Regions from separate parts of the Mus musculus genome. Here all the other regions are linked to region 3. Evidence: chromatin loops called from intact Hi-C (ENCODE). Cell type or tissue: left cerebral cortex. All regions are shown on one strand. Region 1 has its middle 11 kb from the start of Gm30373. Region 2 holds the start of H2ax (H2A.X variant histone). Region 3 holds the start of Ccdc153 (coiled-coil domain containing 153).

Evidence for each region. Peaks named below come from ENCODE experiments on the same cell type or tissue, not always from the same donor. Only the 100,000 strongest peaks of a DNase experiment are listed, where the experiment ranks them.
Region 1: it touches region 3 in a loop (3-fold over the local background); 13 of 42 quality-filtered maps call a loop at or near these places.
Region 2: it touches region 3 in a loop (2.0-fold over the local background); 6 of 42 quality-filtered maps call a loop at or near these places.

Annotation. Positions count from the first base shown.
Region 1 is chr9:43,980,809-43,988,808 of GRCm38, forward strand. No RefSeq gene overlaps it. Among named protein-coding and RNA genes, the nearest start is that of Gm30373, 11 kb to the left of the region's middle. In left cerebral cortex, a CTCF peak has its summit at 4,010 (motif pointing right); DNase peaks (open chromatin) are centred at 1,867, 2,594 and 4,012.
Region 2 is chr9:44,330,143-44,338,142 of GRCm38, forward strand. Dpagt1 (dolichyl-phosphate (UDP-N-acetylglucosamine) acetylglucosaminephosphotransferase 1 (GlcNAc-1-P transferase)) reads left to right here. Exons shown (of 9, transcript NM_007875.3): 5 at 976-1,060; 6 at 1,762-1,950; 7 at 2,421-2,508; 8 at 2,674-2,829; 9 at 2,915-3,753. The coding sequence ends at 2,980. H2ax (H2A.X variant histone) reads left to right here and starts at 4,573. Exons shown (of 1, transcript NM_010436.2): 1 at 4,573-5,935. The coding sequence starts at 4,620. The coding sequence ends at 5,051. Hmbs (hydroxymethylbilane synthase) reads right to left here. Exons shown (of 14, transcript NM_001110251.1): 9 at 7,773-7,886; 10 at 7,510-7,548; 11 at 7,214-7,333; 12 at 6,976-7,029; 13 at 6,784-6,870; 14 at 6,206-6,703. The coding sequence ends at 6,530. In left cerebral cortex, CTCF peaks have their summits at 4,270 and 4,956; DNase peaks (open chromatin) are centred at 4,441, 4,896 and 5,624; H3K4me3 peaks cover 2,131 bases; H3K27ac peaks cover 1,392 bases.
Region 3 is chr9:44,236,458-44,244,457 of GRCm38, forward strand. It overlaps Ccdc153 (coiled-coil domain containing 153), which reads left to right and starts at 4,220. Exons shown (of 7, transcript NM_001081369.2): 1 at 4,220-4,266; 2 at 4,541-4,619; 3 at 5,165-5,230; 4 at 6,557-6,676; 5 at 7,115-7,207. The coding sequence starts at 4,550. In left cerebral cortex, a CTCF peak has its summit at 3,203 (motif pointing right); a DNase peak (open chromatin) is centred at 3,204.

The DNA of each region.
Region 1 (8,000 bases), 260 kb before region 3:
TGTGGCTCACCTGAAGCACAGGCCCCGACCAAATCCAGTCTCCTTGAGGCCACTTTTCAACAATAACATAGGTTAGCCAAGGACCCATTAAAGTTCTAGGAGGGAGATATGTATGTTTGCACCTGTATATGTCTGTGGATGCATGTGAGAGTATGCGTACACATTTTCCTGTGTGTGTGTGTGTGTGTGTGTGTGTGTGTGTGTGTGTGTGTAGGGGTGTGTTTGTGATGGAGTGTAGGTATGCGCATCTGTATAAACATGCTTCTGAGTAAATATATGTGGTGAACTCAGGCAGATTTCCCCTCATCGGCGTTACTCTTCCCTCCATGCCAGCCATAGCAGAATAAGGTTGACCAGGACTGAGTGCAGAGCAGCCCCTGGGGATGGACAGAGCACTGCTCAGCTCCCACCTCCTCTGCATCAGGCCCAGGATGTCCAGACCCACTTGCTAGGAAGGCTTTGCTAGGGCTAGGGATTCCCCTAGGCCTGCCTCAGCTCCTTTCTTCCCTGACCTGGACTGGATTCTGGCCTCGAGGCTACCCCATCCTTCTCCAGGCATCTCAGTGCCTCTCGGGTTCAGGTCTGTAGAGAAAGCTCCTTGATGCCAGCCACCTTGGCTACCTCCATCCTGTGATACTGCTCAGCTTGGAGTCTCCTGTGCTGCCCTGCTGTCATTAACAGCAGGGACCGGTAAGCACTTACATCCCCCACGTGCCCTGACCGCCACCCTAAGTCAAACATTTCAAACAAAGGCCATGAACAGCCCTCTGCTCATTTGCAGAAGCAGGAGTGCCTGTAGAGAGCAAAGGGCACTCACTCGCCTGCCAGCTTGCTGGCTGTTCAGCTTGCTTCTCTGCTGCTGCAAAAAGCACTAACCGAAAGCAAGCTACAGAGGGAAACCGAGACAGAACTGCGTAAAGTCCTGGAGCAAGGATGCCTGTTGGCTCTCTCCCCTGGCTTGCTGGGCTGCCTTTCCTTCTTTTTCTCTTTCACTCTTTCTTTCTCTTTCTTTCTTCCTTCCTTTCTTTTTTAATCTTCCTCTATAGCTTTTACCAGTGTATTATTTTTTTAACTTTTTTTTTTTTTTTTTTTTTTTTTTTTTTTGGTTTTTTGAGACAGGGTTTCTCTATAGCCCTGGCTGTCCTGGAACTCACTTTGTATTTTTTTTTTAACTTTTTATTGATTCTTTGTTTGTTTGTTTGTTTGTTTTTGTTTTTCGAGACAGGGTTTCTCTGTGTAGCCTGGCTGTCCTGGAACTCACTCTGTAGACCAGGCTGGCCTCGAACTCAGAAGTCCGCCTGCCTCTGCCTCCCAAGTGCTGGGATTAAAGGCGTGCGCCACCACGCCCGGCTTATTGATTCTTTTTCACATCATCTACCCCAGTCCCACTCATCTCCCCCTTGCATCCACCCTCTGCCCTCAAAACCTACCCCCCCCCAAATAAAAACCACACAAACAGACAAGCAAAAAATTAACCAAAAAAAGCATAGAAAACATCTTATCCTGGAAGCTGTAGTGTGTCAGTGTGTCCCATAGTATACTCTTCTGTCCACACATCTTCACTTGCAAATGCTCCTCGCAATGAGTCATTGGTCTGGTTCGAGGCTTCTGAAACACCATCAGTACTAGACCCTCACCGTGACTCCTCCCAGTCGTCCTGTTGTTGCCCAGTGTCATGGAGATGCTGCACCCTTGGATCAGCAGGACTGGCCCTTCCACATGCCCCAGCAGTTCACAGATGATGTAGATTTTGGATCTGGGCCTGGGTGGGAGTTAAGCTGGTTAGCATACCAGCTCTCCCTTATCTGCACCACCCACCAGGGAGGGTTCCCCAGCACTGCTCTGGCTGGGCCACATGGCCATTGGTAGGAAGCAGACTCAGCTCTCCCACTCTCATGCTCTCCGGGCTAGCTCACCCACACCCTGCCTCCAGAGTCAGCCCAGTGGAGAGGCAGGGCCACTCTCCCAAGTGCTGTAGCTGGCAAGGAGCAGGGCCAACTCACTGCTCTCATCTCCAGACTGCCTCAGATGGCAAGCATCTAGAGGGATGATGGCCAGCATCTAGAGGGGTGATGGCCTATACAGCCCATGCCTAGCAGCAGCCTAGGGAAGGACCACTCACAGTGGACTAGGCCCTCCTGTAACCATTAGAAATTAAGAAAATGCCTAACAGACACCCCGCAGGACAATCCAATGGAGGCAGTTCTTCAGGTGAGCTACCCTCTTCCCGGGTGACTCTAATTTGTGTACAAATGACAAAACTAACTAGCTAGGAAGCAACACTGCTTGCTGCTCCAACCTGGGGCATCTATGGATAGGAGTTTCAGGAATACAGGAAATCAGGAACGAGTATTCATACATGGGTACATATATACATACATCTGTACATTTATATACACATATATACATACATATAACCATATATATGTATATCCACCCATATCTACATGTACATACCATACATCGAGCCATCCAACAATGCATGTTATCAGATGCCCCATCCCTCAGATCCTGAGCTGGACACATGGAGATCTCCTCCTCCTCTTTTTCTTCCTCCTCCTCCTCCTCCTCCTCCTTCTCGTCACAGTGGGAAAGAATCCAGGAGTAGGATGTTTTCCAAAGCTTGTTCTTTGACAGTGCTGACTAATGGAACTTCCTGGGGTGACACCAGTGTTCTGTGTCTGTGCTGTCCCCTGGGCCCCACCATCTCTAGCCCACATGGATGCTGAGCATCTGAAGTGTGTCTATTGGGACTGAAGAACTGAATTTTCCCTCCTAATACAGTTGTAATGAACTTAGACATAAGCCTTATTACATGATGCAAATGAGCAGCTCGTGGACCAGATGCCACAGCTGTAAAAGCATCATCCACCCTGTGTACATATGCATTAATGCATGTTCATGTACATATATACATATATGTGCAAATATATACAATACATATATGTATATGTGTATATGTGCAAATATACATATATTTAGATATACATATATGTACATATATACAAAAATGTACATACACACACACATATATATATGCAGAGAGGGAAAGGAGGAGTCAGGAAGGGGTAACCTCTGGTAGGACTAGGAGAGACTCTAGGACATCCTCTTAGAAGTATTTATTGAGGGCCAAGAAGGGACAGACTTTGATAATACAGCATTTGACACACAGTAGGGAAGAAGAGCTATTAGCCAGGTGTACAGCACTGCTCATCTCAGATACTGTAAATCAGGAAAGGCTTCACAGAAGAGATGATTTCAAAGGTAAAGCATCAGATAGAAACTGTCAGAAAGGGGTTTGTGCAAAGGCCCTGAGGCACAGCAGACCCAGATGACAATTAAGTAGATAGGGAGCTCAACTCAAGCAGCCGTGCTCAACCCCTCGCAGTGGGTAGCACATGCTGGGCCCTCCCCAGAGGAGGAGGGGGACAGGCACAGTGCCAGGCAGGCCACATCTAGTTTGCTCATTCCTCTCCCATGACTCCTGATGTCTCCACCCACCCCATAAACATGATTTGGAAAATCTCTTGTCCCAGTCCCCGGCTGAGCCAGTTCCTCTGCCCTTGTGCACCCTCTCTGAGGTCAGCAAGAGCTGGGAATTGAGCCCTCGTCCCTCCAGGAGCTCCTGACTCATTCTGGAGAGAGCAGCTAAGCCTGCATTCTCAAAAACCAGTTCCAACTGGAGGGGAACAGACATGACCCCAGCTTAGGGACACAGACACCAGAGAGCAGGGTAGGGAGAGCCAGAGACAGCAGGAAAGAATTTGGCAGCGGGACAGAGGCTGATGGGAAGAGATATTTGACAGACAGCCCACACCAGTAGGAGACAGACATGCCAGGGACAAAGATGACACAAACGAGGAACAAGGACATACCAAGGCAACCAAAGACAGCACCAGGACATCCAAGTATAAAAAACAGACTGGACTGTCACCCTGGAAATGGTGGGGTAGACTCTCCCGCAGCACTGAGCTGTCACATTCACTGTCTGCAATTGCAAAGAAGACCACAAGAGGGCACCATTGCTCCAAGAAAGCTCACAAGCCTGGTGGTTCAGAATGGTCAAATCAGACTCCCTGGTTTTGGCAAGTCTGTAGGAGGCTAAGGACCAAGAACCTCCACACTCTAAGCTGGAGAGTGTCCTTTCCTTGCCCCAGGATGTCCTCAATCTAGTTCTTGGACTCCACATTACCTGTCCCTAGCCTAGCTCATTATTACCGTCTGAAGCTGGGCATACCAGGCATGGCCCCTGCGTTTGCTTGAAAGGGGGGAACAACACGCAGGTCTGGGGTCTGAGACATGCACTGAGCCTAGAGCAGGCTTTGGTTTCTTCTTGATGAATCCTTGGGTTCAAAGCATGCCCCACACAAGTCTGACCCCATGTTCAGCAGCAGTCTACAGGGCTAAAAACAATGCCACCCAGGGCTGCGTTCACAGAACCATGTGGCTTCAGGATGCAATTAGTAATGTGGTCACATCTTTGAAAGAGCTGTTAATAAGCCAATGTAAAGCAGGGGGACAAGCCCTGTGGAACTGCCCTTGTTACATCAGTGACACAGCAATATTGTTAAATACACTTTGTCATCTCTAAGACAAGCGTCTATAGCCATTACCCATTTTGCAGATGGAAAAACTTGGACAGATTCCCTCCCATGACTCTTCTCTTCCCCCTGAGCCATAGCCATGGTTACAGCTTAGCCTTAATTCCCAAATGGCCTTGAACTTCCTCCTGCCCTTTAGCCAATCCATCCACTGCCCTCTCCTGGTTCTGTTCCCGGAGTCTTAGGGATATAACCAGGGTCCTGCACATCTAGGTCGCTGCCCTACTACTGAGGTAGATCCCTGTGGTGGCTATTCTTGGTTGTCAACTTGATTACATCTGGAATTAACTAAAGCCCAAGTGGCTGGGTACATCTGTGAGGGATTTTTTCTTGATTGAATCATTAGATCATTTGAGGTCGGAAGGCCCACCCTAAGTCCAGATCATTTGAGGTCAGAAAACCCACCCTAAAATCTGGGCCACACCTTCCATTGGCAGCCTATACAAAAGGCATGGAAAAGGGACGCTTTTGCTCTTTGCCTGCCTGTTCAAACGCTCACAGGCAAGTGTTCTCCTTCACTGGTGTTAGAGTTCTTGGATATCTGTTGGTAGGCAGCCATTGTTGGACAAGCTGGACCACAGCCTCAAGGCATGCTAATAAATTCCATATAAACTAATAAATTCCATGTAATTCCATATATATGTATATGGAATATACATATATACACATATATGTATATCTAATATATCTATATATATGTATATTAGATGTATAGATAACATTATATATAATATGTTACATATTATATATCATGTAATATAGATAATATATTATATAATATATATATATGTATGTATGTAAAGAGAGAGAGAGTCCTTCTCTTCCTCTAGAGAACCCTGACTACTACAGTCCCTACCCTCTGCTGAGTTCAGTGTCTTCAGGCACCCAAAGTTCTAGGCACCCAAGACAATTTTGATCTTGTCACTAATATATGTGCAGTGTGTGGCCATGGATGGCATGACCCAATAGCCCTCAACCAGATACATCATCCTGTCCCCTCTGCCTCCCTGACTCCAGCCTTCCACCCCTGCCCTGAAGTCTACGCCTCCCAGTACCCTCACCTCAAAGGACCGCAGTGCCCTCATCCCTCCCCCCCACCCACCCCACCCCACCCCCCGTGCAACTCCAAGCTGTCCTGGGGACACTGCAGCCAGAGTGGCATGACTGAAGATCCTTTCTAGAGGGACGCTCTTGCCCCTCCCTTGCCCATCTTACTAACGAAACAACGGTCCCACAGTAAATTAGAATTACAACCCAGAAGCTTGTGCTGGAAGGAGGTAAAGACTGGGGCCCTGGAGCAAGCCAGAGGAAGATCCTGTCTCTCAGAGATGTCTTCCCGAGCTGAGACAATGAAGAGTCCCTGCTGGGCAGAACCACGTCACTCCTTCTATTTAAACTTCAGTTTCATGTCAGGATCCCAAGATGAACTTGGGGTTAGACATCAGTCATATTGGATTAGGGCCTGTCCATCTGTCCTCAGTTTGCATTGATGTCCCTTTCAAAGGGCCACCTCCAAGCACAGCCAAGTATTGGCTGGTCTACCTGGGGTTGGTAGAACGAATGCATTGGTGGGAAGAACACAATCCAGTCTGTTAAGGACTCCAAGCAGGTACCACTATTGCCCTTGCTCAGCCCCAGGGAAGCAGCAAAACTTTGCTCAATGTGTTCAAAGCATTTGTTTCCTAGCCACACAAAGCTGTGGCCCCAAGGCCACCAGGGAGGCCACAAGGATAGCAGAGAGTGTACACAGGAAAGGGTGTGCTCTGAGGAGGAAACTGCTATGCATGCCCAAATGAGAGCTATAGGAGGGAGGACTAGAGAGGTGATAGGAAAAACTAGAGAGGGGAAAAAGGGAGGACTAGAGAGAGGACAAAGGGAGGACTAGAGAGGGGGAAGGGAGGACTAGAGAAGGTACAGGGAGAACTAGAAAGGGAACAGGGAGGACTAGAGAGGGGACAGGGAGGACTAGAGAGGGGACAGGGAGGACTAAAAAGGGGATAGGGTTGTAGCAACATGGAGTTCATGCTCATAGGCAAGAGTGACTTGTAGAGCAGAGGAGGGGTGAAGTGGCGAGGGGAGGAGGGATGGGACAGGTGCCAGGTTGTACACTCTCTGGGGTGCAAAACAAGAGAAGACCCAAGGTCTTCTAGACTGGAAGAGGTCAGTGGGTATGACTGAAAGTATCAGAAGGGAAAGTTGGCCATGGGCAACCCTCGTGTCTGAGTAGGGGTCTTGAGTACCAGGCCAAGGAGATCTGGAAAAGTATGTTATATGTAGCACTCGGGGACCTGAGCTAAGGCAGAAGACTAGAGCTGGGAGTCACTGCAGAAGTGCGACAGGACCTCTTAGTAGGACTGCATATCCAGGTGAGGGCACAACTGTCCAGTGGCAGATGAAGGATGGCTGAGTATAAAGGCTGTCTGCCCCACCATACGTGGCAGATTCCCCTGCTGTCCCTAAGAGATAGGGCTCAGCCTTCCTACCTCTATCCCCACTCAAGTATTCAAACACAAGCCCTCTAGAGTGTCCACAGGGGAAGTGTCTTAGTGTTTCACTGCTGTGAACAGATGCCATGACCAAGGCAACTCTTGCACAGACAACACTTAATTGGGGCTGGCTTATGGGATCAGTTTCAGTCCATCATCACCAAGGTGGAGTATGGCAGTATCCGGGTTCCATGTCGTTAGCTCCAGAGAACTGAGCCAACCCAGGAGACAGCCACTGCTTGAGGGTACAGGAAAGCTCACACCCACATACTAGAACACACATGTCTCTAGTCACGCCTCTTCCTGTCGCATGCCCAGGACAGCTGGGAGAGCCTAGTTTCAGGACTCCAGCCTCTACCATGATTTGTGGAGAAGGCGACACAAATGTTTCCAATAGGCAGGACGAGGTCCTCAGCTCTACCTGGACAGAAGCCACAGGTGGGCAAGGAGAAGCCCTTCAGGTGCAGGTCTGTGATAGCTTTTGGAGAGGCAGCTACAGGAGGAGCCTGTTCCTTGCCCGTGTACATTCCTTATAGGGGCTGATGGGATGCTATCTGAGGAACTTAACCTTTAGAGACCTCACAGTAAAGCAGTAGCCCAGGGTCAGGAGAAGTAGAGAAAGGTGGCCGCTGTCCCAGGATGAAAGGCCAGGAGCTAGAGCTAGACCCTGTCAGGGGACTCTTAGCTGGAGAGGAACCCCAGTCCTCATCCCCAGTAAGTGGGTGGCAGGCACTGATCCCAGCCCAGTCACTAAAGCCAAAGGGAAGTGGCCATAAGGAGGCTCGGGAGAGCAGATTGTAACCTGCTTCAGACTGCTCCCCACCCCACTCTCCACCAGCACACCCACACTCCACCCTGGCCCCAGAGTGGGAATCTGACTTGCATCCTAGACAGCCATCTCCTGGGCAGTGTG
Region 2 (8,000 bases), 94 kb after region 3:
TGTTTTGAGACAGGGATGTACCACGTTGCCCTGGAACTCACAGAGCTCCAAGTTCTGAGAGTAAAGGGATGTGTGCCTCCCCTTGTCTCCCAGCTAAAGCTAAGCATATTTAAAGCATTATCTCATTTAAATTAAATGACTCTGTATAACTGGCAGTACCCAGTTTTTGACAGATAAATGGAAGCTTACCAAAATTCAATGTGTCATTTCACACAGCTAGGAAATAAAACTGGTATTCAATCAAATCCCAGCTGGAATTTTTAAACCACATTTAAGATAGTCACTAGGTTTTCTGTTGTTTTCTCTGTCTCTCTCTGTGTCTCTCTCTCTTCCTCTCCATACCTCTGGCTATCCTGGGACTCACAATGTAGCCCAGGCTGGTCTTACACCAGGAGATATTCCTGTGTCTTCTGAATATTAGGAGTCACTAGCCTTTTGGTTGTTTTTTTATGTTTTGTTTTTTAAAAGATTTTATGCATGTGGATGTTTTATCTACATGTACATTTATCTGTACACCAGAAGAGGTCACCAGATTCGATGAGACTACAATTATAGATGGTTGTGAGCTACCATGTGGGTGCTGAGAATTGAATAATTGAATTTAGGACCTCTGAAAGAGCAGCTAGTGCTGTTAATCATTGAGCCATCTTTCTAGTCTGTTGTTAGCTTTTTTTTTTTTTTTATAGGTCAATGAAAGTAATGAGAGTATCGGGAATGGCCTGGGTGATGTGAAAGGGGAAGTTAGAGCTGGGCACGGTGGCAAACACCTGTCATCCCAGCACATGGGAGGTGCCCGCCAGACTTGGCTACATAGGAAGTCAGGGAGCAGCAGTGGCAGGGTGGGGTAGAGTTGGTCTTGAAAGTGACTTGGGTGCTGTGTTCCTAATGGCTGGGAACATAAATTAGATACAAATGAGACCAAGGTACACAGCGGGATGCCGGTACTGACTCCCTTCTGTTTGCTTTGCTCCAAAGGTGATTATCGAGATGATCATATCTTTTCCCTTTACTTCATGATACCATTTTTCTTTACCACCTTGGGACTGCTTTACCACAACTGGTATGTAGGCCTATGGATGAGAGAGGAAATGATTGATGTATGTGGCAGAGATGGGCTTGACATAACCCAGCTTCTAATGAAGAGACTAAAATTGCTCATACTTTTGTTGGATATTCTCTGGCTCTGCCATTGGTAGTAGTTTGCCACTCTTGTGTGAGCACAAGCACTCGTCTGGTGTGTGTGTGTGTTTGTGTTTATGAACAGGGTATTAAATCTGAGGTCTTAATGCTAAGCAAGCACTTTAGATTTTAGCTGTATCCCCAGACTTTTTTTTTTTTTTTTTTTTGAGAATAGGGTTTTAGTAAGTTGCCCAGGCTGGCCTTGAACTTACGGTGTTGTCAGGCTGGCCTAGAAATACAGGCATGTGCTATTAGATCCCACCCTTCACCCCACCATCTGCACACCCTCGTGCTGGGGATCAAATCCATGACCTTGTACTCGCTAGGTGACTGCTTGCCCGGTGAGCTACAGAGCAGCCTGGTGCTGGTGTGGAATCCCTGCCTATCCTGCAGGAGTTGGGAACAAATGCTGTGTAGCCCCTAGGAGTAGATGAGTTGGGGGCCGTGGGGCCTATAGAGTTTCTGGAACAGCCTTTCTTTTAGAACTCAGGGTCAAGGCTGGCCTGTTACTCAGAGCGAGTGACTGAAAGAAAGAGTCAGTAACAACTCTTGCCATTGGCTGAAATCCTCTCTCCCACACAGGTACCCGTCCCGCGTGTTTGTGGGAGACACCTTCTGTTACTTTGCGGGCATGACTTTTGCCGTGGTGGGGATCTTGGGACACTTCAGCAAGACCATGCTGCTCTTCTTTATGCCACAAGTATTCAATTTCCTCTACTCACTGCCTCAGCTCTTCCATATCATCCCCTGCCCTCGACACCGGATGCCCAGGTAACCACTCTGGGGCTTTCAAGGGTCATAATAGTTTCTGACTTGGGATAGCTAAAGCCAACTTGCATTTCCTATGTAAAAAAAACATGAGGGGAAAGATGAGCCGACTGTATGTGGGTAGCCCATTGTAATTTACGAAGCTCGTTTACTTACATAGTATGTAATGCTTACAACAGCCCTGATCACGGAGCCAGAAACCAACTCCAGTACATAAGTACTCAGTACTCTTTTTTTTTTTTTTTTTTTTTTTTTTTTGGTTTTTCAAGACAGGGTTTCTCCTTATAGCCCTGGCTGTCCTGGAACTCACTTTGTAGACCAGGCTGGCCTTGAACTCAGAAATCCGCCTGCCTCTGCCTCCTGAGTGCTGGGATCAAAGGTGTGCGCCATCACGCCCGGCCTCAGTACTCTTCTTAGTAACCAGGGTGCAGAGGTCTCTGATTCAGTCAAATGAAATTATCTTCCCATTGCAGACTCAACGCAAAGACAGGCAAACTGGAAATGAGCTATTCCAAGTTCAAGACCAAGAACCTCTCTTTCCTGGGCACCTTTATTTTAAAGGTAACAAGGTAACAGGAGGTAAGGCCCGAGGCCGCCATCCTTAACTTGGGAAAAGAGAAACCTAGGCCTTTTCAGGCCCAAGGGGAGTTTGGGAACATCAAGAAGATCCCTATTCGTGAAGTAGATCTGCATAACTGAAGTCATCTTCACCTCTGGTCCCTGCAGGTAGCAGAGAACCTCCGGTTAGTGACAGTTCACCAAGGTGAGAGTGAGGACGGTGCCTTCACTGAGTGTAACAACATGACCCTCATCAACTTGCTACTTAAAGTCTTTGGGCCTATACATGAGAGAAACCTCACCCTGCTCCTGCTGCTCCTGCAGGTACAGCTCAGGGTGGGGCTTAGTAATGCCATGGCGTTTACATCTCTGGTTGGCCTTGCTTCTAATTCCAGTCCACTTCTCCCAGGTCCTAAGCAGCGCCGCCACCTTCTCCATTCGTTACCAACTCGTCCGACTCTTCTATGATGTCTGAGCTCCCTGACAGCTGCCCTTTACCTCACAGTCTCCATTGGACCTCAGCCAGGACCAGCCTCTGTCTGGTCCGAGATGACCCTCTGGTCCAGGCCTCGCTGACACTTTTGTTCTCAGCTTCTGCCATCTGTGACTACTGATATCCTGGATGGACACCTTGCTGGACTTGAAGTCCGCTAGTTGGACTTTGCCTAGGGCTTTCATCTTGCCTTGCCCTCCCTTTCTGTCCCATCTGCAGCCTCACCAGGTGGGCTTGTAGCCTCTATTATGCAAATATTCGTAGCTCAGCTTTCAGAGCGCTAACTCTAAAGGAATTCACCTGAGCCTTGAGAGAGAACCTGGGCTAGGGCTAGAGTTAGGGCTACATACTCCAAGGTGACCTCACATTTGACTATCAAATGAAGTGTTGTGATTGGGAAGCGTAGAGGCAGGGCCATGTGCTCAGAACGGTGACAATAAAGGACTGCCTTTTACTTGTTCCTCTAGTGTAGCATCCCCTCCCTCTGTCCTTTTTAACCTTCGTGGTGCTTCAGGAGTGAACACCGGGGCTTCCTTATACTTAACTGCTCTACCACTGAACTATATGCCAAGTCTGGTATATTTATTTTTTATATAGGCATTTTAGGATAGATTGGAAGGGTTAGACCGGGTACCTTTCCCAATAGGATACCGATCTCTGTTCCATCAGACCCTTTCTTGCAAAAAAGGCCTGTCACAAACTAAGACCAGACAGAACATGTTGAATAAATATCGCAGCACAAACTTGTGATAGCATAAAAGATCACAGTGCTCCATTTTCTGGCATAGGATTAAACTCCTAGGAGGTTTCATTTCGTTTCTTTTAAACCCTCCCTCCCTTTAATCTGCACTAGGGAGGCAGAGGCAGGCTGATCTCTGAGTTCCAGGACAGGCAGGGCTACTCAGAGAAACCCTGTCTCAAACAAACAAAAGCCAGATGGTGGTGGCGCACGCCTTTAATCCTCAGGCTTGGGAGGCAGAGGCAGGCGGATCTCTGAATTCAAGGCCAGCCTGGTCTACAGAGTGAGTTCCAGGACAGCCAGGGCTACACAGAGAAACCCTGTCTCGAAAAACAAACAAACAAACCTAAAAATAATAATGAACAAATAAACCCTCCGTCTACCAGATTAGAGGAGGGAGTGGGAAGTGCTCTAACCTGGAAGGAGAACGCTGCTTATAGTGTAGACCCTTTTCCTTTAAGACCAAAGACCGACTCAAATTTCCCAGAAACTGTAGAGGTAGCTCCAAGCTCCACCCTTCTAGTCTTCAGGTTTTGTTGTCGCGCCGTAGCGTTTAAATTTCGCGCGCTCTACACGGATTGGCCATTTCCAGGGGTGAGCAGCCTCCGGCTTGCGGCCACTCCGCCTTGTCTTCTTCCCCGGGTAAAAGGTTTTCAAATTGGACCAATCACTGGGCGCGTTCTCTCAGCTAAGGCGCGTCACCGAAGGGTTAATTGCAACCAACCAGAGGTGGGTATTAAAAAAGGAACCAATCAGGAGGAAGCGGGGGCGTGTCCAGGGAGTTTATAAGGCCGGGCTTGGCCGGCCAGGCGACCGTTGACTGCGGCGGTTGGTAGTTCGTGGTCTCTCAGCGTTGTTCGCAGCTCTTCTACCTCGTACACTATGTCCGGACGCGGCAAGACCGGCGGCAAGGCCCGCGCCAAGGCCAAGTCGCGCTCTTCACGCGCCGGCCTTCAGTTCCCTGTAGGCCGCGTACACCGGCTGCTGCGGAAAGGCCACTACGCCGAGCGCGTGGGCGCAGGCGCGCCGGTGTACCTGGCAGCGGTGCTCGAGTACCTCACTGCCGAGATCCTGGAGCTGGCGGGCAACGCGGCCCGCGACAACAAGAAGACGCGCATCATCCCGCGCCACCTGCAGCTGGCCATCCGCAACGACGAGGAGCTCAACAAGCTGCTGGGCGGCGTGACCATCGCGCAGGGCGGCGTCCTGCCCAACATCCAGGCCGTGCTGCTGCCCAAGAAGAGCAGCGCCACCGTGGGGCCCAAGGCGCCGGCGGTCGGCAAGAAGGCCTCGCAGGCCTCTCAGGAGTACTGAGGGGGCCCGCGCCGAGGCCGCCCAGCCCTCCCCACACCTCCACAAAGGCCCTTTTAAGGGCCACCACCTCCCTCACAGAAAGAGCTGAGCCACTTCGGGCTGCGGCGGCTTGCCGCGTCCCCATCCTTTCTCTTTCCCTCCTCTCCCCTCCCCGCCCTCGCGCCACTCTTCCCCTTACCCCGCACGGCCTCCGGTTCTGCCACGGAGGACGCGGGCGCCGCGGCACCTGCCCATCCCGGAGCTCGTGACATCGCTTCGCCGTTCTCGGTTGTGGACGACGGCTCCGTGCGGAGAGGCTGCGGCGCCTTCCCGGAGTCTCGGCCCCTCGCTCAGACGTCCGGCCGCGGTGGGCTTGAAGGTTAGTCCCTCCGCAGCTACAGCCCCGGCGTCTTTGCTTCAGCTTGGTGCTTAGCCCTCGCCTGGACCTTTGAAAAGTGACTTGATTGCCGGGCTTAGAGGAGGAGAAATGGATCACATTGTTTCCTTCGGTGTCACCGTTGCTGGCCTCATACCAGTTGACCCTGTCGCCATTCGTAGGCCAGTGTGGTGTGGCGGGGCCAAAAATGGTTGTAATGTGAACCCAGTTTCTCTAGGAATACCTCCCGGCAAGGGTCAGAGAGACGCTTACCGGCCTGTGGACAAGAGTTCTATACCTGCCGCAGGCGACTGGCAGCCGGGCCTAGCCATCCATCCCCTCTTCCCCAGCGACTCAACTACAACCCAAACACCTAGATACCAGCACAAGCCGGTGAATCCCTGTCTGGACTGAGCCTCTGGCTTCTGAACTGGAACTTTTGCAGCTATTACAAGTTTAGAACCTTAAGTGGGGAGATTTAATGGGCTAATTTTATTAAAGGATCGTTTGGTTTTGTTTTTTTAAAAAAGTGGTTTAATGTTGAATGCTGTAGTCCCAGGGCTGGACATATAGCTCCGTGGTAGAGCCATGTGCCTGGCACATCTTGGGAGAGAATGGGACTTCCCTTTCTGCAGGCCGTGGGAGTGGGAAAGGCTATGTAATCCACGAAGATCCCGTTGACTGAAGACAGGCTGTAGGAATTGAAGGCTGATTTTTTTTTTTTTTTTTTTTTTTTTTTTTTTTTGAGAACATGAGGCAAATCACAGCGTGTTTTACAACAGAAAGGTCTCAGACTCAATTCAAGTTTAAAAGGGCTTTGGGTTTATTCATATCTTCCCCAACTCTATCAGAAGAACCACATTCTAAACTGGTTTATTAGTGGTATTGGTTACATTCAAAGATTGGCATGGACTTTCTCTAAAGAGATGAAGCCCCCAACTACTGAGGGAAAGGCAGATATGGAGGCCCCAAGGTGAGGCATATCTTCCAAAGTGGAAGTCTCAACAACCCCGTGGTTCAATTTCCTGGGATAATCACATCCCTAGGGATGGAGCACAGGGCACTTGGAAGCCAGAAGTAGGCAGTGGAGTGGCAGCCAGGGTTCCTGTGCCCTACAGACCAGTTAGCGCACATCATTAAGCTGCCGTGCAACATCCAGGATGTTCTTGGCTCCTTTGTTGAGCAGCAAGCTGGCCAGGCTGATGCCCAGGTTCTCAGCAGCTAGCTGGGCTCCTCTTGGAATGTTACGGGCAGTGATTCCAACCAGTTGTGGGTCATCTTCTGGACCATCTTCTTGCTGGATGACAGGTTACAATTTTGGTAAGAGGAAGATTACAAGCAGTTCTATTTATTCCTTCCTCATCTCCCAGTCAATACCTGAACAGGGACCTGGATGGTGGCCTGCATAGTCTCTTGCATGCTATCTGAGCCATCTAGACTCCAGACTCCACCAGTCAGGTACAGCTAGGAAATAAAATGTTTGTACCAGGATATTTAAAGAAAGTTACTTAGATGTTTCGGTGCACATGGAAATGACAGTCCCTCCCCTCATCCATTTCCCTGGCTTACTTGCCCATCTTTCATCACTGTATGCACTGCTACGGGCACGCTGCAGCCTCCTTCCTGCAATGATATGTTCCTTTGAGCTCTAAGGGCCTTTAACACCACTTTTGACCACAGACCTCAAGGGGCCAGATCAAGGTCCTCTCCATACATACAAAACATTACATACTGAGTACTTGACAAATCTCTCTCCCTACTGCCCTTCCTGGTTTCCCCACAACACCATGGGAGGAGCCCATCTTACCAGGTGCCTCAGAAAAGCCCTTTCAGCAATGCAGCGAAGCAGAGTTTCAGGATCGTGCAACACACTCACTAGGTCCAAGATATCCTGGTCCTTGGCTCGGACTTCCACGGCTAGGGCTCCCTAAAGAACAACAGGCCTGATCTTCTCTAGTAATAGAGCTAAGCATGAGAAACACACCTCTACCTGCTTCCCTGGGTCTTATGCATAACAACCAAACCTGTCCCTCTCTAAACATCTTATTTGATGGATAGCAGGTGCCAAAGGTTATGAACCAGGTTCTCTCCAGGCAAACCTACCTGACCCACAGCATACATGCATTCTTCTGGGTGCAAAATCTGTGGAGAGAGACAAGATGGTGGGATAGGGGATGTTCAAAGGCAGTGAGCTAGGGTTTGCCAATCTAGGAAGCCTGGGGAAGGCACAGGTAGGAAGTCCAGCAATGAGTCCCAATATCCCTAGCCTGGGCTTCTGGTTGTAGTGTTGTTGGCAGAATGGTCAGGAAGAAATCAAGGCAGGAGAGAGGCAGATTCAATGGGAAGCAGAACAGGGCAGCTCCTACCTGGCCCACCCGGTTCTGCCAGCCCATGCGCTGTAGGCCAGCCACAGCCAGGACGATGGCACTGAATTCCTGCAGCTCATCCAGCTTCCGGAGGCGGGTGTTGAGGTTTCCCCGCTGTGGAGCGTTGCTAAGGAGAAGTCAAGACCTACCCAGTGCACCCTCTGCCCCACAGTCTCTTTTCCCCCCTCTAGCTAACTTTTAAAAAACTTTTGTTTTTGTTGAGTGGTG
Region 3 (8,000 bases):
AGTCATTAGGAGGAGACAATTTGAAACCCCAGCAAAACTCTGATTTAAACTGTAAACATAGCTGTTAAGTGCTCATCAGAATTTACTATATACATAGCATCACGAAGACTTGCATCTAATCCCAGTGTCATTTCTAACCCAGAACCCTCGCTGCTGGTCATCTGGAGGCTGCCATCTCTCTCCTAAGCATGAGAAAGGTAGAGGATTTGCCAGAAACCTGAGCACCCTTCAGGATACTTTGACACTGACTCCTGTGTCAATTTCCTGGGAGAAGCACAGCTGCCATCTCAAAGAACAAAAGACAGCAACCCAATCTCTGAAAGCCTGTCCCATCCCCCAGGCAGGGGTCAGCGGAGCCATCCATATCTGCAGAGAGCAGTCCCCATACCCTGACCTCTCCATACCTCTAACCTCCCGTCTGTCCATCAGAGAAGTGGCCAAGGGCCCAGCAGCTCTTTTCCCCAGAGGGAAACAAAGAGAGGAACTGAAAACCACCCTACGTTTTATATATATTTTTTAATAGCTCAAAATCCAGCCCAGAGAAGATGAGTACAGTTTTCTAATTCCAGAAATCTGAGAGCCACATACCTCTAGGCCTTTGCAAAGCTGTTTTTCCTGCCAAGAAAGACGCACATACACCACACACACACACACACACACACACACACACACACACACACACACACACACCACCTGATTCTACTAACCTTACCAGACCAATTCCTCCCATCCAGCAAACCTTTCAAGCTTAGAAGTCCCTTCTTGACCCTTCCAGGCATCAGCAATAGGCAGGCTCCACTTCCTGATGGTAGCCCCCTGGCCCTGGATTGCAGCAGCCTTTGCTGCCCTCCTATTTTCTTCTAGAAGACTGGACCCTGACAGGAAACGCCTCAGGCCAGGGCCAGGGCTTGGTGCCTCACACTTTGCTGAACCCACACCAATCTTGTAAAAGTTAAAAAGCAACACACATGGGCCACACTGAGCCAGACTTCCTCCCGTGTGAGTTAATGATAAGTCAGAGACACCTACAACCAGAAAAATATTTATTATTCATCGTCCTAAGCAACGGTTGTTTTCCTTTTTCTTTTCTCCCCCTCCTCCCTTTTCTCTTTTGGTGACAGGTCTCAATGTGATTCCCATGCTGACATTAAATATCTGGTTCAAAGCATCCTCCTCGAAGAGCCTCCCAAGTAGCTATGTCACCCTGCTTAGCTCACAGTTCCTGGAGGCCAGTGGATCTCAACCTGTGGTCCCCTAAGGGATCCTCAGGGGCCACCTAAGACCATTGGAGAACACAGATATTTACATTATAATTCATAACAATAGCAAAATTACAGCTATAAAGCAACAATAGAAATAATTTTTGGTTGGGGTTCTCAAGGAACTGTCGGAAAGCGTCACGGCATTAGGAAGGGGGAGAGCCGGTGGTGTAGGCCAAGGCCACTGTGTTTTTGATCAGGTCACATTTCTTTTAATATATAAATAACCAATGTCCTATTTGAATAAAAGTGAATGATTGTCCCTCTTATATATCTCCTCAATACTCTTGTCCAGATCAGGCTGTGGTGCACAGCTTTAATTCCAGCCCTGAAAAAACAGAGGTAGAGGCCCCAATCTAGGAGTTCCAGGTCAGTCAGAGCTACACGTAAGTCCCTTTCTCAAAAGACAAGCAAACAGAAGCCATCCTGGATAGATCTTATTCAAAGGAGGACAGGGAGCCAACAAGATGGCTTAGTCGGTAAAGGTATGTGCTGCCAGACTCAACGACCTGGGTTCAATCCCACAGATCCACATGGGAGAAGGATAGAACCAAGTCCCCATGGGCTGTCCTCTGACCACACACTAAATGTAATACAAGTTTTTAAGATTTAATTTTAACAATCTGAATGTGTGTGTGCACTTGAATGGGTCTTCTCCAAGAGCAGCGTGTACCCTTAACTACTGACCCATTTCTCCAGCTTCCCCAGCCCAAAAAAAAAAAAAAAAAAAATTAACAGAGACAGTGAGATCAGAAACGATCTTTCCTATCGTCGCTTCTAAACTGAAGTCAATAAAAAGAGAAGGGAAGGTTGGCCTTTTTCTCACAGTTTTTATTTGGTTTGTTTTCTAAAGAGGGGCTGAATTGCTGAGCACAACGCCAACCCCTTTCTGGGTTCCGTTGGGACCAGTTCATCACGTGACACATGGCACCTTTTTTTTTCTCCACTTCACCTTGACCTCAAACCACATCCTGATCCTGCACCTGAGAGTCAGTTGACTGAACTCATTTGTAAAATACACGATCTCCTAAAACATGAGGTCTAGGTTGTGTTCTGTCATCCCCAATGTGTCCTTCCAAGCACAAACGTGAGTGACAGAGATTCAGGGAAAGAAGTCCCTGAGAAGCTCCTGGGAAAGGACCGGAGATTCTAAAGGAAGAATAAATGAAAACGTGATGAAAAATGAGATTTCTCCATATCTGAGACCTGTGTACGGGGTCACCAGCCCTACGTTACAGGGGCTGTAAGCATCACAACGACAAGTAGGACTCTTTGCTCTATAAAGTGTCCAGAGCCGGGGCTGGAGACATGGCTCGGCAGTTAAAAGTGAGTCCTGCTCATGAAGAGGACTCGAATTTGGTTTCCAGCACCACACTGGTGGGCTGCTCACAACTACCCGTAACTCCGACTCCAAGGGACTCCAAAGCTCTCTTGTAGCCTCCCCCGCCCCCCGGCACTGTGCTCACAAACCCACACATAAAGAACATAATCAAAAATAAAAATTAAAACTCTCTCTTACAGTATCTAAAGTGCTACGGAGTTAAATAAAACAGGTATTGACCTTCCGCTTGCTCTGGAAGTGATTTCATAGTCCCACATCTTGTGTCTGTTTCGGCAGATTTGCTTCTAATAATATGCAACTGACCAACATTTTCAGGGACTAGAATGGACAGACATGCCTAAAAAGGATCTGTAGGTTCCATAATCCACAGGGAGGAAGGCTTGTTTAAATTCTATGTATGGTGACATTATGGTGCCCAGAGATGGCACAGGTCCAGACGGATCTCTCCCAGATGGAGGGAGGGCTTCCCGTCATGCTTTCTGCCAACAATCAAATTTTAATTATACATAAGATACTAAAAAACACCCCGTAAAGGGGATCTCCCCCAATATTGCCCAAGAAATTACCAACTGCAAACTTTAGGAGGTGCAGGCGGTCAAGCAAGTCCACTAGAGGGAGCCCTAAGCAACTTTATGCTGCAGGGAGCCTGGGGGCTGCTAAACCCCTGCCTGCAGATTAAACCTCATAAAGAAATAGTGGGAGAAGGCAAGATTGACTGGAGAGGGAAAAAGGAGTCCTGTAAACACTGCACTGACGTCTGGGGATTTCAGGAGCTACAAAACTTATACACCAAGAAATACAAGCTGAGCAAAATTAAGTAGCTGAACTCCAGACTCTTGTCTAATTTGTGTTCCTCTTTGTGGGTCAGCATCCTTTCAACTACCTGTGTCAGAACATGTTTCCCTCACACACCACAGTAGCCTTTTTGAGGCAAACCTTCAGGTTGTTGTTTAAAAAAAAACAAAAACAAAAACAAAAAACAAAAAACAAACAAAACATTTATTTATTTATTTTATGTATCTGGTGGTCTTCAGACACACCAGAAGAGGGCATCCGATACCATTACAGATGGATGTGAACCACCATGCTGTTGCTGGAAATTGAACTCGGGACCTCTGGGAGAGCAGCCAAGTGCTCTCAACCACTGAGCCATCTCTCCAGCCCCCAAACCTTCTGTTTTAAAGTAAATAATGTCACTGTGTTCACACGAAACCTCCAGATATAAAGTAGCTGTGATGGCCGCTATCCCTGCTTTCCCTATGTCTTGCAAAACACTGCTCTCCCAGACTGCAAGTTTGTAGATTCCTAGCCTGGAGAGTCTCCAGACCACAGGTAGTGCCTGTGTAGACATGAATAATAGCTATTCGGCTCCTAAGCCTCTTCTTTAGGGCTAGGATATGGAGGTAAAAAGAGAAGCTTTCCTTTGTATGAGCTGATTTAGCTCACCCACCTGCCTGAGTTTTCCAGTTGCCTGGACAACGTGCAGTATCCAGAAACCCAACATCCCAGTTCTTGGTCCCACCTCTTGAGGAAGTTTTACACCTTGGATTGGCTCCCAGGACCCAGGCTCCTCCCTAGACTCAATCTACTTGGGTCTCTCTTTACTGTCCCCATGACATGTCATTTCCCAGGGAGACACCACACAAGCAACAGAAAGTCTTGCAGGTAGGTAGGAAGGAGGAGAGTACACAAGTTGGGGAGAGAGAAGGGATGTCCAGAAGTTTCTCTAAGAAGCTGACTGCTGCACATAGGATTGTTCTCCCTCAGTGATCCCAGCCCTCCCTAAGGGTCCCAGAGACCAAGAAATGAAGCTTCTATAGAAGTGTAAGATGCACTGGGAGACTGGCACTCTGATGCTCCAGAAACCCCCAACCAACTCAGTGTAAGAGTCAGGAAAGCCTGTCTGTATGCTGACCTACATAGGTCTTCCCTTCGTCAGGACAGCGGGATGCCACCTAAAACCAAAGGAAGGGGGAGAAAAGCTGAGGCACGGAAGAAGAAAAAGAATTCAAGTCCTGGTGAGTCACCATGGGTGAAGGCCAGTGCCCCTGCATGTCCATGTCCACACCAAGGTCCTTAGAGGGAATCCAGCTCCCTGGGCAACAAGACAGAGGGCGTTTGTTTTGGTTTTGTCTTTTGTTCTTTTGACACAGGGTCACTAAGAAACCCAGGCAAGCCTCAAACGTATCCTCCTAGTCCTCCTAGTGCTGGGACAGCCTGGTGCTCACAATGCCTGGCATTAGTTAGGCATTGACACCACAGTTGGCTAAAGTGAGGCTCTCTTGCCCTCCTCTTCAGAGCCCTGAGTTCAGATTCGGCCAGGCTGGGGACCGGAGACTGCCTCTCTCCCCCTGGAGCCCCCTCTAGTCCTTTGCCTCTGTCATCTGTTTCACCCTTCTTTTGAGCACACACCAAGTACAAGGCAGTGAAGGCTTGGCTATGAATTTGTCAGATTTTGGCATTGGGTATCAGTGATCTTCCCCCATCCTGCAAAAAGTGCGGGAGGAAGACAGGGCAGGGGCGAGATCAGCGTAGCCTAAGACTCCGTGGTTTGCCACGACAGGTGTGGAGGCTGAGGCCAAGCACAGGCTGGTGCTGCTCGAGAAGGAGCTGCTTCAGGACCGCTTGGGTAAGGAGTGTGGAGCCTCAGGAGACAGCAGCAATGACAGGTCCTAGTCAGGGTTATCACTGCTGTGAAGAAACACCACAACCAAAGCAACGTGGGGAGGAGATGGTTTATCTGGCTTGCGCACCCAAAGCACTGTTTATTATTGAAAGAAGTCAGGAGAGGAGCTAGGAGCCTGGAGACAGGAGCTGATACGGAAGTCATGGAGGGGTGCTGCTAATTGGCTTGCTCTCCATGGCTTGCTCAGCCTGCTTTTTTATAGAACCCAGGACCACCAGCAAAGGGGTAGCACCACCCACAATGGGCTGGGCCCTCCCCATCATTCACTGATTAAGAAAATGCCCTATAGGCTTAACTATAGCCAGATCTTATAGAGGCATTTTCTTTCTTCCTTCCTTCCTTCCTTCCTTCCTTCCTTCCTTCCTTCCTTCCTTCCTTCCTTCCCTCCCTCCCTCCCTCCCTCCCTCCCTCCCTCCCTCCCTCTCTCTTGTTTGTTTGTTTGTTTTTTGAGACAGGGTTTCTCTGTATAGCCCTGGCTGTCCTGGAACTCACTTTGTAGACCAGGCTGGCCTCGAACTCAGAAATCCGCCTGCCTCTGCCTCCCAAGTGCTGGGATCAAAGGCGTGCGCCACCATGCCCGGCTTCTAATCTTTTTTAAAAAAAGATTTATTTATTTTATGTACATGAGTGTACTGTCCCTGTCTTCAGACACTCCAGAAGAGGGTATCCCATTACAGAAGATTGTGAGTCACCATGTGGTTGCTGGGATTTGAACTCAGAACCTCTGGAAGAGCAGTCAGTGCTCTTAACCGCTGAGCCATCTCTCCAGCCTGAGGCATTTTCTCAGTTGTGGCTCCCTCCTCTCTGATAATTCTAGCTTGTGTCAAGTTGACATAGAACTATCCGTGCAGCCTTGGCATACGTGGCATCTCTGGGTTCTTGGGGAACTGGAAGTGTGGACTATGTCCAGGGCTAATTCTCTGTTGGCAAGGATTGTGAGGAAGGGCTAGACAATGAAGATTGATGAAGAAGTTGTTCTTCCCCCTGACTCTGAGAACGCAATCACAACCCCATTCAGGATAGGTAAGTAGTCTACCGTGAAGCTAATCTGCAGCTCGGGAAGCCATTGTTTTTTAGTAGCCAGAACACGGAGAGACTATTGACTCTGTAGGAATGAAAACTCTGTGGGTTTCAAGAGGGTCCAGGGAGAGACACTGCATAAGAGGTTGACACTGCCAAGTTCCCAAAGAGAAGCAGAGTTCAAGGCTATGGTGATTGATTCTATGAGATCCACGGTCAGGCCTGAGCATGGCTCTGCGATACTCACAGCTCTACAGAGGGAAGAGGCTCGCCGAGCCAAGGCTTCTGAAGACAGGCTGAAGCAGAGGTTACAAGGGCTAGAAGCTGAACTGGAAAGAACCCAAAGTGAAGGGAAGGCCATATATGCAGGTATGTTTGATCAGGTGGACAGGAGACGGGCCTGGAGGAGGTCAGGGAATTGGAGGAAGGGAAATGAAGAGTGATTCCAACTGCCATACCTAGTCTCACCTTCCCTGCATAGGCAGGGTCCAGAGACCCAAAGATAGATCCCTGGTATGAACACGGATCACCACATCCTAGGGTGTCTAATGTTCCATGCTTGGTGTTGGCATGAACAAAATGCAGTGACAGCCCTTACCTTTTTCACCTTTGGGAGTAAGTGGGAGGAAAGGCCAGAGTCCCCCCTAAACAGATATGGGGGAGAGAGTCTTCTTTCCTATCTCCCTCATTTTCAAGGTCTCCCAAGTTTCTTAGTTCTGTGTCTCCGCCGAGACGTTCCCCTACGTGTAACGTTATTTCCTTCCCTTATGCCTCCTCTATCCCTGCTGCCTACTGCTCCTACCTCAGAGATGAGCCGCCAGCGGCAGGCCCTAAAGGAGGAGCTGGGGACCCGAAGCAAACAGCTGGAGGAGGAAGTGAGAAGTCTAAAGGAGCAGCTAGGTAGGCCCCCATCCTTGTCCCTTCTTTTCCAGGCTCAGTATCAAGGCCCCAGCATGGATGAGTGGACTTCAGAGGCTCTCCTCTAGATGTCTACAGTCTGTTGGCTGAGTTTTAACTAGGGTCACCGGCACCCTAGCTCTCCTCTGAACAAAGAGTTCAGTGACACAAACCTCTCTGTCAGGGCTGGAGTTATGCCTCTCGGAGAGCTGGCTCAGCAGTTAACAGTTAACAGCACTTGTTCTTACAAAGAACCCACAATCAATCCCCAGCACTCACATGACAGTTCACAACCATCCTGTAACTCCAGCCAGAGGGGATCTGAGGTCCTCTTCTAACTTCACAGACACCCACATGGTGCACATACATACGTTCAAGCAAAGCACTCATACACATAAAATAACAAGAATAAATAAATCTAAAAAAGAAGAAAGTTCAAAAGAAGCCTCTAAGACAGAGGTAAAGAAGGTAAGTCACTCCATTTCTCCCCAAGTCCAGCAGTTAACCCCTTCATTGCCTTGCCTGTCCTAAGCAAAACATATTCCTTATTAGTCTAGCCAACCTTTACAACCAAACTACAGAGAATGTTAGACTTAATTTACTTCAGCATCCTCAAAGCCACGCACCTGGTAGAAAGCCTTAAATTTCTACTTGCTAAATCAATGAGTAGACCAACCAGATAAGAAAACAGAGGTCAAACCAGGTGGTGGCGGCACACACCTTTAATCCCAGCACTTGGGAGGCAGAGGCTGGTGGATCTCTGAGTTCAAGGCCAGCCTGGTCTACAGAGTGAGTT